Regions from separate parts of the Homo sapiens genome. Here region 1 is linked to region 2. Evidence: read pairs that join two places in POLR2A ChIA-PET (ENCODE). Cell type or tissue: K562. All regions are shown on one strand. Links, peaks and the distances in the headings refer to the core of each region. The heading gives the core; the rest is flanking DNA.

Region 1 (5,379 bases), core at 330-5,329, 250 kb before region 2:
GACTCCTAACCTATAGAACTATAGTAAATGGATGCTATTTTAAGCTGCTAAATTTGTAATAATTTGCTATTTAGCAACAGAAAACTAATATACCTCCTTCAAGAAGCTGCCAATCTAGTAGAAGAAAAGATGATATTGTTTACTGTGACAATAAAAAAATGTGCACAGGGTATTAAGAAAACAATAAGTGCCTAACTGGGGAGGAGGGATGGTAGAGAGAAAGGAAGAGAATTTAAAAAGAGATGGCCAAAAAGAAGAGGTGCCATGAGAAATACATGAGTTAACAATGAAGAAGTTAGCCTCAACAAAAGTCGAACATAAATGAAGAAAAGTGAATAAATCATAAACATACAATTCAATTTTTTAAAAGTATAACATGAACAACCATATAATCACCACCAAGGTCATGAAACAGAGTATTTCCAATACTTCAGAAATATATCCCTGACTCCCAACCCAAAGCTCCCTTTCCTAATCACAGCTTTTTCCTTCTCCCCTAGAGGTAACCATTATCCTGATTTTTATGGCAATTATTTCCTTTTCTTTGTACTTTTAGCACTTATATTTTTTGTTTTTGAACTTTACTAAATATATTTGCACCGTATATATTATGCTTCACACTTCACTTTCTCGACATTATGTTTCTAAGGTTCATTCCTGCAACTGCATATAGTTATAGCTCATCCATTTTCTTGTTTTTTTTTTTGAGATGGAGTCTCACTCTGTTGCCCAGGCTGGAGTGCTGTGGTGTGATCTCAGCTCACTGCAACCTCTGCCTCCCAAGTTCAAGCGATTCTCCTGCCTCAGCCTCCTGAGTAGCTAAAATTACAGGCGCCCGCCACCACACCCGGCTAATTTTTTGTATTTTTAGTAGAGACGGGGTTTCACCATGTTGGTCAGGCTGGTCTCGAACTCCTGACCTTGTGATCCACCCACCTTAAACTCCCAAAGTGCTGGGATTATAGGTGTGAGCCACCGCACTTGGCCAGCTCATTTTCACACAATTGATTTATCCATTCTACTGGTGATCATCACTTAAGTTGTTTCTATTTTGTCAAATATGAATAATGCTATGGACAGTCTTATCATACTATATATCCTGGTATACATACACACAACTTTCTCTGAGAGATTTATCTCAAGAGTGGAATTTCTGAGTCACAGAATATGTGTATTTTAAACCTTCCTGGATCGTTCCAGAGCATTTTCAAAGTTGAGGCACCAATTCACACTCCCACAAGCTCCCACAGCATCGTATGAGTGTCTCCACTGCTCCACGTTCTTTCCAGTACTTGGAATCATCAACTTGTAAAGTAGTACCCACTGTGGTTTTATTTTTCAATCTCTTGATTACTGATGAGGTTCAGCACCTTTTCAAACATTTATTGGCCACTTGGAATTCCTCTTTAGTAAAGTACTAGTTCAAGTGTTTTCTCAGTTTTCTCCTGGGTTGTCTTTTTCTTACTTGTGTATAGACATTCTTAAATATTCTGGATCTAATCTGTTGCATTTATTGGAAATCTTAAGAAGACTGTGGCTTACCTTCCCACTCTCTATGATATGAAAATCATTTTTAAAAAACTGTGGGGTTTTTTTTTTTGAGACAGTCTCACTCTGTCGCCTAGGCTGGAGTGGAGTATAGTGGTGCGATCAGCGTGATCTTGGCTCATTGCAACCTCCACCACCGGGGTTCAAGCAATTCTCCTGCCTCAGCCTCCCGAGTAGCTGGGATTACAAACACCTGCCAGCACGCCTGGCTAATTTTTTTTTTTTTTGTAGTTTTAGTAGAGACAGGGTTTCACCATCATGGCCAGGCTCGTCTTGAACTCCTGACCTCATGATCCACCTGCCTCGGCCTCCCAAAGTGCTGGGATTACAGGCATGAGCCACTGCACCCGGCCTGTTCTTTTGTTTTTTGTTTTTGTTTTGAGAGCGAGTCTCACTCTGCTGCCCAGGCTGGAGTGCAGTGACGTGATCTCGGCTCACTGCAACTTCTGCCTCCCGGGATAAGCAATTCCCCTGCCTCAGCCTCCCGAGTAGCTGAAGCTGGGATTACAGGCGCGTGCCACCACAGCCAGCTAATTTTTTGTATTTTTAGTAGAGACGGGGTTTCGCCATGTTGGTCAGGTTGGTCTCAAACTCCTGATCTCAGGTGATCCACCCATCTTGACCTCACAAAGTGCTGGGATTACAGGCATGAGCCACCGCGCCTAGCCAAAAACCTGTTTTTAATGGGAAAATCTATTACCCAGTTTTTAAATAAGAAATCAGTTAAACCAGTTTAAATCCAAGGTTTAAGACTTCCTTCAAACAATAAAAATTTAGAAATTGTGAAGAGCAAAGAAGAAAGTTAAAAGTGAATAAGGAAATGCTTTACATTTTTACTACTAGTTTGATTCTAAAATTAGTCACACTGCATTTGATATTGCTGGCTGCTTCAGGAATTCAAAATAATATTCCTTTGTGTGAATTACCACATTGACCATACATTTTTCCCAAGCGCACCTGGGATATTTTACAGAGGAACTGGAAAGAACAAGAAACATGTATATAACCACACCACTTAAAGTCATACTTGATGTTCTAACATGAAGTAACGTTAACCATCCAGCTCCCAAATATAGCCACTGTAAAAGGAACTGGAACCTGGGAACTCCTCAGCCCCAGCACTGCTGTCACTCCCGTACTCTCAAAACTGGTTCAGTGGTCCTCTATGGTTCATCTTCTCACCTCCCCTAAAGAAACCATCCTACTACCTCCCCTTCCCTTCTAAGACCAATCTCAGGGGAGTCTAACGTACTGTCTAACCTAACTTCCTGCAGTGATGAGAGAGTTCTATTATCTGTGCTGTCCAGTATGACAGAGAGGAGGTTGGTCCAAGGTGCTGTCCAAAATGACATATGTGGCTACTGAGCACTTGAAATGTGGCTAGTGCAAATGAAGAACCAAGTTTTAAATTTCTATTTTAATAACCACTTACGGCTAGTTGCTACCATACTACACAGTACAGTTCTAGAAAAATTCATAGTGCATATACTGTGACTGTTACAAAATAGACATAAACAAGGATCCAAGAAAAACACAATCTCAAATTAAGACCTGGTACTCTAGTCCGTATTTCCAAGACTAATGAAACCATAATTTTGTGAGTTACAGACTGCCTCCTTGGAAAATTAAATGGCATTTTAGCAGTCCTCATTCTTCTTACCTAGAAAGTATTCATTTCTTGAAAATTTTAATTCTCATAGCTCCAATGACACTGCATTACTTTGGCTCACCCGCCACATGTCAATGTTTCCTTTTTCTGTGTGTGATTGTAGTCCACCTGCCCACAGCATCCTGCTCTCACCTGTAGGCTTTACACCAATGGTGAGTCTTTGCTTTCTCATTTTCTGTATTTCATTCAAGAGTTTTCTTCAAGCTTCAGCTATGACTCTTATTTGCCTTGTGTAAAACAGTATCACCTCACTATACAACGTTAAGAATATCATTTAATCTGAGATTGCTTCTCTCTCATTTATTTATTTATTTATTTTTTTTGAGACAGGGTCTCACTCTGTTGCCCATACTGGAGAGCAGTGGTGCGACCTCCGCTCACTGCACCCTCAATCTCCCAGACTCAAGCGATTCTCCCACCTCAGCTTCCCAAGCAGCTGGGACTACAGATGCATTCCACCACAACTGTCTAATTTTTGTATTTTTTTAAGAGACGAGGTTTGCGATGTTGCCCAGGCTGGTCTCCATCTCCTGGGCTCAAGTGATCCACTCGCCTCAGCCTCCTAAAGTGTTAAAGTGCTAGGGTTACAGGCGTGAGCCACTGCACCCAGCTTCAGATTGCTTCTCATTTGTGAAATAACTTAGAAGGTCACTATGGTTCCTTCTGGTTTTAGGATTTTTCTGGTTTTGTTTTTTTTTTTGTTTTTTTTGTTTTTTTTTTTTTTGAGATGGAGTCTCGCTCTGTTGCCAGTGCTGGGGTGCAGAGGCGCCATCTCAGCTCACTGCAACCTCCACCTCCCCGGCACAAGCGATTCCCCTGCCTGTCTCCTGAGTAGCTGGGATTATAGGCGCCTGCCAATGGCACCCAGCTATTTTTTGTATTTTTAGTAGAGACGGGGTTTCACCGTGTTGGGCAGACTGGTCTCAAACTCCTCACCTCAGGTGATCCACCTGCCTCGGCCTCCCAAAGTGCTGGGATTACAGGCGTGAGCCACTGCGCCCGGCCTAGTTTTAGGATTCTATGAATTCTAGTACAGGCCTAGTTACTGAATCTTTTTTCTGTTTCTGTTTTTTCCCAGACTGATTCCTCTTTCCACCTTTTAAAATGCTGGTATCTCCCTGAGTTGACAGTGCCTACCTTTTCCATTCTCTACGTCCTTCCTCCAAGAATCTTATAAACTCTCACTATGACTCTCTTGAATTTATTCCATAGCCTTAATTAACTTCACTCTACATCTTTTTTTTTTTTTTTTTTTTGAGATGGAGTTTTGCTCGTTGCCCAGTCTGGAGTGCAATGGCGTGATCTCAGCTCACTGCAACCTCCACTTCCAGGGTTCAAGAAATTCTCCTGCCTCAGCCTCCCAAGTAGCTGCGATTACAGCCATGCACCACCACGCCCAGCTAATTTTTTATATTTTTAATAGAGATGGGGTTTCACCATGTTGGCCAGGCTGGTCTTGAACTCCTGACATCGGGTGATCTGCCCGCCTCGGCCCCCCAAAGTGCTGCGATTACAGGCGTGTGCTACCATGCCCAGCAAATTTTTTTGTATTTTTAGTAGAGACAGGGTTTCACCATGTTGGCCAGGCTGGTCTTGAACTCCTGATCTCGTGATCCACCCACCTCAGCCTCCTAAAGTGTCACTCTACATTCTAAAGCTCTAGTTTCTATTTGTTTCTATTTGTCCCACATGATTCACTAGATGTGCTACCAACCCTTCAAAGATATTGGGCAAACCAAAGAAATTACAGGAAACCAACTTGTCGGTATAATTATTGATCAATAACACAAATTTTAGGGTCAAATGTATCAGAAATTGAATCCTAGTTTTGTCACTTATTAGCTGGGAGACCTTGATCAAATTATTTAATCTCCTGAGCCTCAATTTTCTCACACGTAAAATGGGGTCAAAAATAGTATTTACAACTTACTATGGTTGTTTTTGTTCATGTTATATATAGACACACACAGCTTAGCACAATACCTGGAATATGTTAAGACCTCAATAAATGTTAGCTACTATTATAAGCAATAGCATTACCATCTTTCTAGTCTTACAGGTTTAACAGTGATCTTGGACTCCTATCCTTTTTTAAATAAATTCAATCAGCATTTGTACATTTTCATTGTCCAGTATGATCTCAGTGTACCAGGATTTCATTC
Region 2 (5,379 bases), core at 206-5,205:
ACACACCTGTAATCTCAGCACTTTGGGAGGCCGAGGTGGGCAGATCATTTGAGGTTAGGAGTTTGAGACCAGCCGGGCCAACATGGTGAAACTCCGTCTCTACTAAAAATACAAAAATTAGCCAGGCATGGCGGTGCATGCTTGTAACCCCAGTTACTTGGGAGGCTGAGGCAGGAGGATTGCTTGAACCTGAGAGGTGGAGGTTGCAGTGAGCCAAGATTGCACCCCTGCACTCCAGCCTGGGTAACAGAACGAGATTCCATCTCAATGAATCAATCAATCAATATTGTGTGTCTGTTGTGTGCAGGGCACTGCTGTACATGTTGGAGATACAACAGTGAACAAAACAGACAAAAATTCCTGTTCTCAAAGAGCTTATATTCTAATGAGACTGAACAACAACAAACAAGATAAATATGTACAACATGTAGAATGCTATAATGTAATAAAGTGCCAAGGAGGAGGAAAAAATGGAAGCAGAGAAGGGGGATAGTCAGGGTTGGGGTGGGATAGATGGGGTGGCCAGAGAATGTCTTAGTAAACATTTTAGTAAAGGACTGTGGATATTGAGGGAAGAGTGTTCTAGGTAGAGGGAACAGTAAGGACAAAGGCCCTGAAGCAGGAGCTGGCTTGCTATGTTCCAAAGACAGCAAGAAAGCCACTGTGACCAAAGTGCAGTGAACCAGGTAGGAATGAGGTCAGAGGGACAATGGAGACCCAGAACATGGAGGGCCTTGTAGGCAAACTCTAGATTTTGGCTTTTACTCTGGCAGGAGTTTGGTGAGGCGTGACATGATCTGATTTATGTTCCGCAAGATCCTGCAGGCTGTGTTGACCAGAATCTGGAGGAACTACAGTGGAAGCGGAGAGTCTAGTTGGGAGGCTACTGCAATAATCCAGGCAAGAAGGGATGAAGGCTTGGACTAGGCTGGTAGCGGAGGATCCTAGATATATGTGAAGGTGGCATTGATAGGACTTGCCGAGCACTGGGCCGTGGAGTGTGCAGGAAAGGGGAGTCAAGAATGAGGAAGATTTAGAGGAACAGGTCTGCAGGACAATAGCACAGGCTCAGTTTTGCACAGGTTGCATTTGAGATACGTAGTAAACATTCAAGTGGAGATGTTAGATGCGCAGTTGTCTGAGTTCAGGGGAGAAGGTTGGGTTGGAGATCAACCTTCGGGAGTTGGCGGCATGTGAATCGTATTTAAAGCTATGAGTGCTCGTCATGGTGCGGAGAACAGACCAAGAACAGAGTCCTGAGACTCCGTTGTTTAGTGGCCTGCCTTTAATTTGGTAGGCAAGCCCTGTTCTCCTAGTGAAAAAATGCCCACTTGATCTGGCAGTTGTAATTATGGCAGTTTTGACAGCTCGGGTAACACTTTGTCTTGGGGAAGGACAGAAGAGGAGTGGAATGGGGGAAGCACAGGTTCCAGTGTCGTTATAAGGTCATTATAAATGAGGCATTCTCAGAATAGGGGTCAAAACTGAGAATTAATACACCTCATATGCTGTTGGTGGGAATGTAAATTAGTACAACCACTACAGAGAATAGTTTGTAGGTTCCTCCAAAAACAAAAAATAGAGCTACCATAGGATCCAGCAGTGCCACTGCTGGGTATATACCCAAAAGGAAGGAAATCAGTATATTGAAGAGATATCTGCACTCCCATGTTGGTTCCAGCACTTTTTACAATAGCTAAGATTTGGAAGCAACCTAACTGTCCATCAGCAGATAAATGGATAAAGAAAATGTGGTACATATACACAATGGAGTAGTATTCAGCCAGAAAAAAAGAATGAGATCTGTCATTTGCAACAACGTGGATGGAACTGGAGGTCATTATGTTAAGTGAAATAAGCCAGGCACAGAAAGACAAGCTTTGCATGTTCTCACTTATTTGTAGGAGCTAAAAATTAAAACAATTGAACTCATGGAGATGTAGTAGAATGATGGTTACCAGAGGCTGGGACAGGTAGTGAGGGTCTGTGCAGTGGGGAGAAGATGGGATGGTCAATGGGTACCAAAAAGTTAAAGAGAATGAATAAGAACTAGTATTTGCTAGCATAACACAGCGACTATAGTCAATGATCATTTAATTGCACATATAAAAATAACTAAAAGAGTATAATTGGATTGTTTGTAACACAAAGGAGAAATGCTTGAGGGGGTGGATACTCCATTTTCCCTCAGGTGATTATTACACATTGTATGCCTATATCAAAATAGTACCCCGTAAATATATAGAACTACGACCTACCCATAAAAATAAAAAGTTAAAAATAATAGTGTTCTGCCTTCAGTTTTAGCTACTATTGATTTGGTGGCAAGTGGCAGAAACGTCCAGCCTGCTTAAATTACACAGAGACTGTAAAGGCACAGCATGGCTTCTGGAGCTGGGGGGCAGATGGGAGGCGGCTGCTGCTGCTGTTGCTTTTCTCCCTCCCTCCCTCCACCTCCACCCCTGCTGCTTTCTGCATGAGCATCTTATCCCCCCACCCCCTGCAGATCGGCTTTCTCCCTCTCTCTGTGGCTTCAGGGCCCAGTGGAGTGTAGCTGCCGTCCTCCAGCAGCGCCATTGCATGGCCCTGCGCCACAGAGCATGGTTCGCATTCTCTCACGGTGCCAGGGGACAGAACAATGGGCTCACCTTGGGTCTGGTGTCTCTTCCTGGCTCAGTCCTCCGTGACCAAAGCATAGTCTCTGCAGCTGCAGAGGCCAAATCCTATGAGGGAGGGGCAGGTCTGAGAGGAGGGGACATCAGGTGAGCAGGACAGACCCCCGAAAGGTAGTCACTGCAGAGTGTATGTGGTGTGTTATCGGAGGAGAACTGGTCGCCACCGAAGCCTAATCTGGTGACTGGAATGTCTCTCAGGACGATCAAGGTGTCTGCATTGGGTGTGCCTAATGTTAGACCCTTGGCTTTTATTGAAGGTCCCTGTGAAACGAGCCATGTGAGTGTCATCTCTGCATGTATGATACAGTGGTGGTGAGAACACTGTCTACTATATCACTTGATGTTCCTGTGTAATTATTTCTGACTTTTGTTTGAGAATGGTTACTTCTCTAAGGAATGTTAGGTGTCTTTTTGAATGAGGGCTTGAGAACTTGTCAGGTTTCCCGTTTGCATGACCTCAAGGAAGCTCCCACGTATAGCTGAGCTGGGTTGGAACTTTCAAGCAAGACTCTACGAAATGTTCGGAAGAGGAATGGCCAAATATATATATAATAGTTATTTGATTATAGTGCATATATAGATATATATGGTCAGGAATCTCAAAACTCAAATGCCCATAGTGTCCAGGCAATTAACAAAGATGATATGGATAGTTTTAACATAGTAAGTACAAACTGTTTGTATTGAGTTCAAGCATAGCTTAGCTGCCTAGTTACACTGCTTTTTAAAACAGCAGGCTGGCCAAACAAATCAGCCAAGTAGAACATGTTTAGGTAGGCTGCCAGTTGTAGGATTTGGGAAGCTGACACAGAAACTTGCTGGTCTGAAGCTCTTCAGTGTGAGGTCTCTGCATTGGCTGTTTCCCTGCATAACCCCAGCTTGCCCTCCTCGGGGGCAGGACCTTTGCCTCCCACTTGGGAGTGGCAAGGGCCCATGTAGGCTTCATGTCCAGAAACACCTGAGTTCTCTTTCCTGCCTTGTGTGACCCGGTTTGCTGCGGATACCTTGCCTCTGCTGAGAATGTTAGTACTGGGAATGCCTGCCCCTTTGAGGGGAGCCCCTGCTGCTGCCTCACAGGAAAGCCCCCAGCTGTGACCTCTGCAAGATGGTCATGTTGGAATGGAACACAGTGAGCCCAGCAGTGAGGAAGGATGCGCACGCTGTTTTCTTTTTTTCTGGAGTAGGAGTGCTTTCCATGTGTTATACCTTGACAGTGGAGCGGGCCCTTGAGAGAAGCCCCAAGTGTTTCTAGCATTAAAAAATGTCTCCAAGATTCCAGGTTGATATGTGAGCATCGTGATTTTGTGACAGTATCTTATGAGTTTGGTCCCTGGGAGTCAAGCCCCCTGTGCTCAGTCACCTCAGGGCAACTAATTACTTGACTTTCAAGGCTGAGGAGACTGAGCACCCGCCTCCCACAGCCATTTCTGTTCCCAAACTAAAAGGCAAGAAAGTGGTGTGTGAAGTTTGAGAACTTAATATTTACAGAGAATAAGGCCTGGCACAAAACATGAAGATGGCAGACAGCTACCCTGAAGAGTCTTTGGGAGCCCTGCAGTGGAAATAGCTGCATGTTTAAGAAACACGCATGCAACAGACTACATTGAGAACAGTGCATTGTTCAAGGGACTGAGTTTTTTGTGTTTTTTTTGTTTTTTTTTGTTATTTTTGTTTTTGAGACGGAGCCTTGCTCTGTCACCCAGGCTGGAGTGCAGTGGCGTGATCTCAGCTCACTGCAACCTCCGCCTCCTGGGTTCAAGCGATTCTCCTGCCCCAGCCTCCCGAGTAGCTGGGACTGTGGGCGCCCGCCACCACGCCTGGCTATTTTTTGTATTTTTAGTAGAGACAGGGTTTCACCATGTCAGCCAGGCTGGTCTCGAACTCATGACCTCAGGTGATCCACCTGCCTCAGCCTCCCAAAGTGCTGGGATTACAGGCGTGAGCCACCACGCCTGGCCAAGGGACTGAGTTTTTATGCACTTTTAATTATTTTGGCTTTAGTACTTTTAGATATGGCTGACTTCAAGGAAAACAAAATGGAAAGCAGCTGTCTATTTGGAGATCATATTAAAGCATTTTCTGCCACAGGCATTGAGCTAAGGGGTGGAAAGGACTTTAATTATAGATGACTGGATGGGAAGTTTCCCAGTGATGGTGACCTCAGACTCTGGTCCTGGGTCTTGGAGGGAGGAGGTAGAGATGTGTGTGCTTAGCCAGCTGGTCAGTACTTAGATGGTGGGAGGGGGTGCCTCATGAAAAAGTCTGAGCCAACGTGGGCCTGTGCCTTCCATAAAACCATAAAAAGCCAGTCTGGGCTCCATTCTGCTGCTCTCTGCAAGGAGCTTTCCATGGAAACTTCTTTTGTGGCCACAGGCCGACTTTCCACCCCCAGACTGCCCTGCGGGAGCCCGCTCAGCTCCCATCCACTCCCCAGGGACTCAGAGTGCCTCCTTTGCGTCAGGCTCGTTCTAGGCACTGAGGATTTGGTGGTGAACCAGGTGGAGAGGATTCCTGGTGTCACTGAGCTTAGGATCTAGTAGAAGATAAAGTAAATAAACATAATTTTGAATTAAGGTAGCTGCTATGAGAGTGATCTTACAGAGAGCAACCTGTGTGTTGAATGGGAGCCACTTTAGTGAGGGAGACAGAGGACTCAGCATCCAGGATGAGGGCAGAGCAGGAGCCGGTACTCTGAGGCAGGAAC

What was found. Peaks named below come from ENCODE experiments on the same cell type or tissue, not always from the same donor. Only the 100,000 strongest peaks of a DNase experiment are listed, where the experiment ranks them.
Region 1: POLR2A ChIA-PET joins it to region 2 with 5 read pairs; 3 of 35 experiments call an interaction of 5 or more read pairs at or near these places.

The regions. Positions count from the first base shown.
Region 1 is chr3:197,796,422-197,801,800 of GRCh38, reverse strand. All of the region lies in intron 1 of LRCH3 (leucine rich repeats and calponin homology domain containing 3), which reads right to left. Among named protein-coding and RNA genes, the nearest start is that of LRCH3, 7.9 kb to the right of the region's middle. RefSeq lists an enhancer at 2,708-2,757. In K562, for the core only: no CTCF peak of the experiment used is centred there; a DNase peak (open chromatin) is centred at 2,820.
Region 2 is chr3:197,547,823-197,553,201 of GRCh38, reverse strand. All of the region lies in intron 2 of BDH1 (3-hydroxybutyrate dehydrogenase 1), which reads left to right. Among named protein-coding and RNA genes, the nearest start is that of BDH1, 5.5 kb to the left of the region's middle. In K562, for the core only: no CTCF peak of the experiment used is centred there; no DNase peak of the experiment used is centred there; H3K27me3 peaks cover 1,630 bases.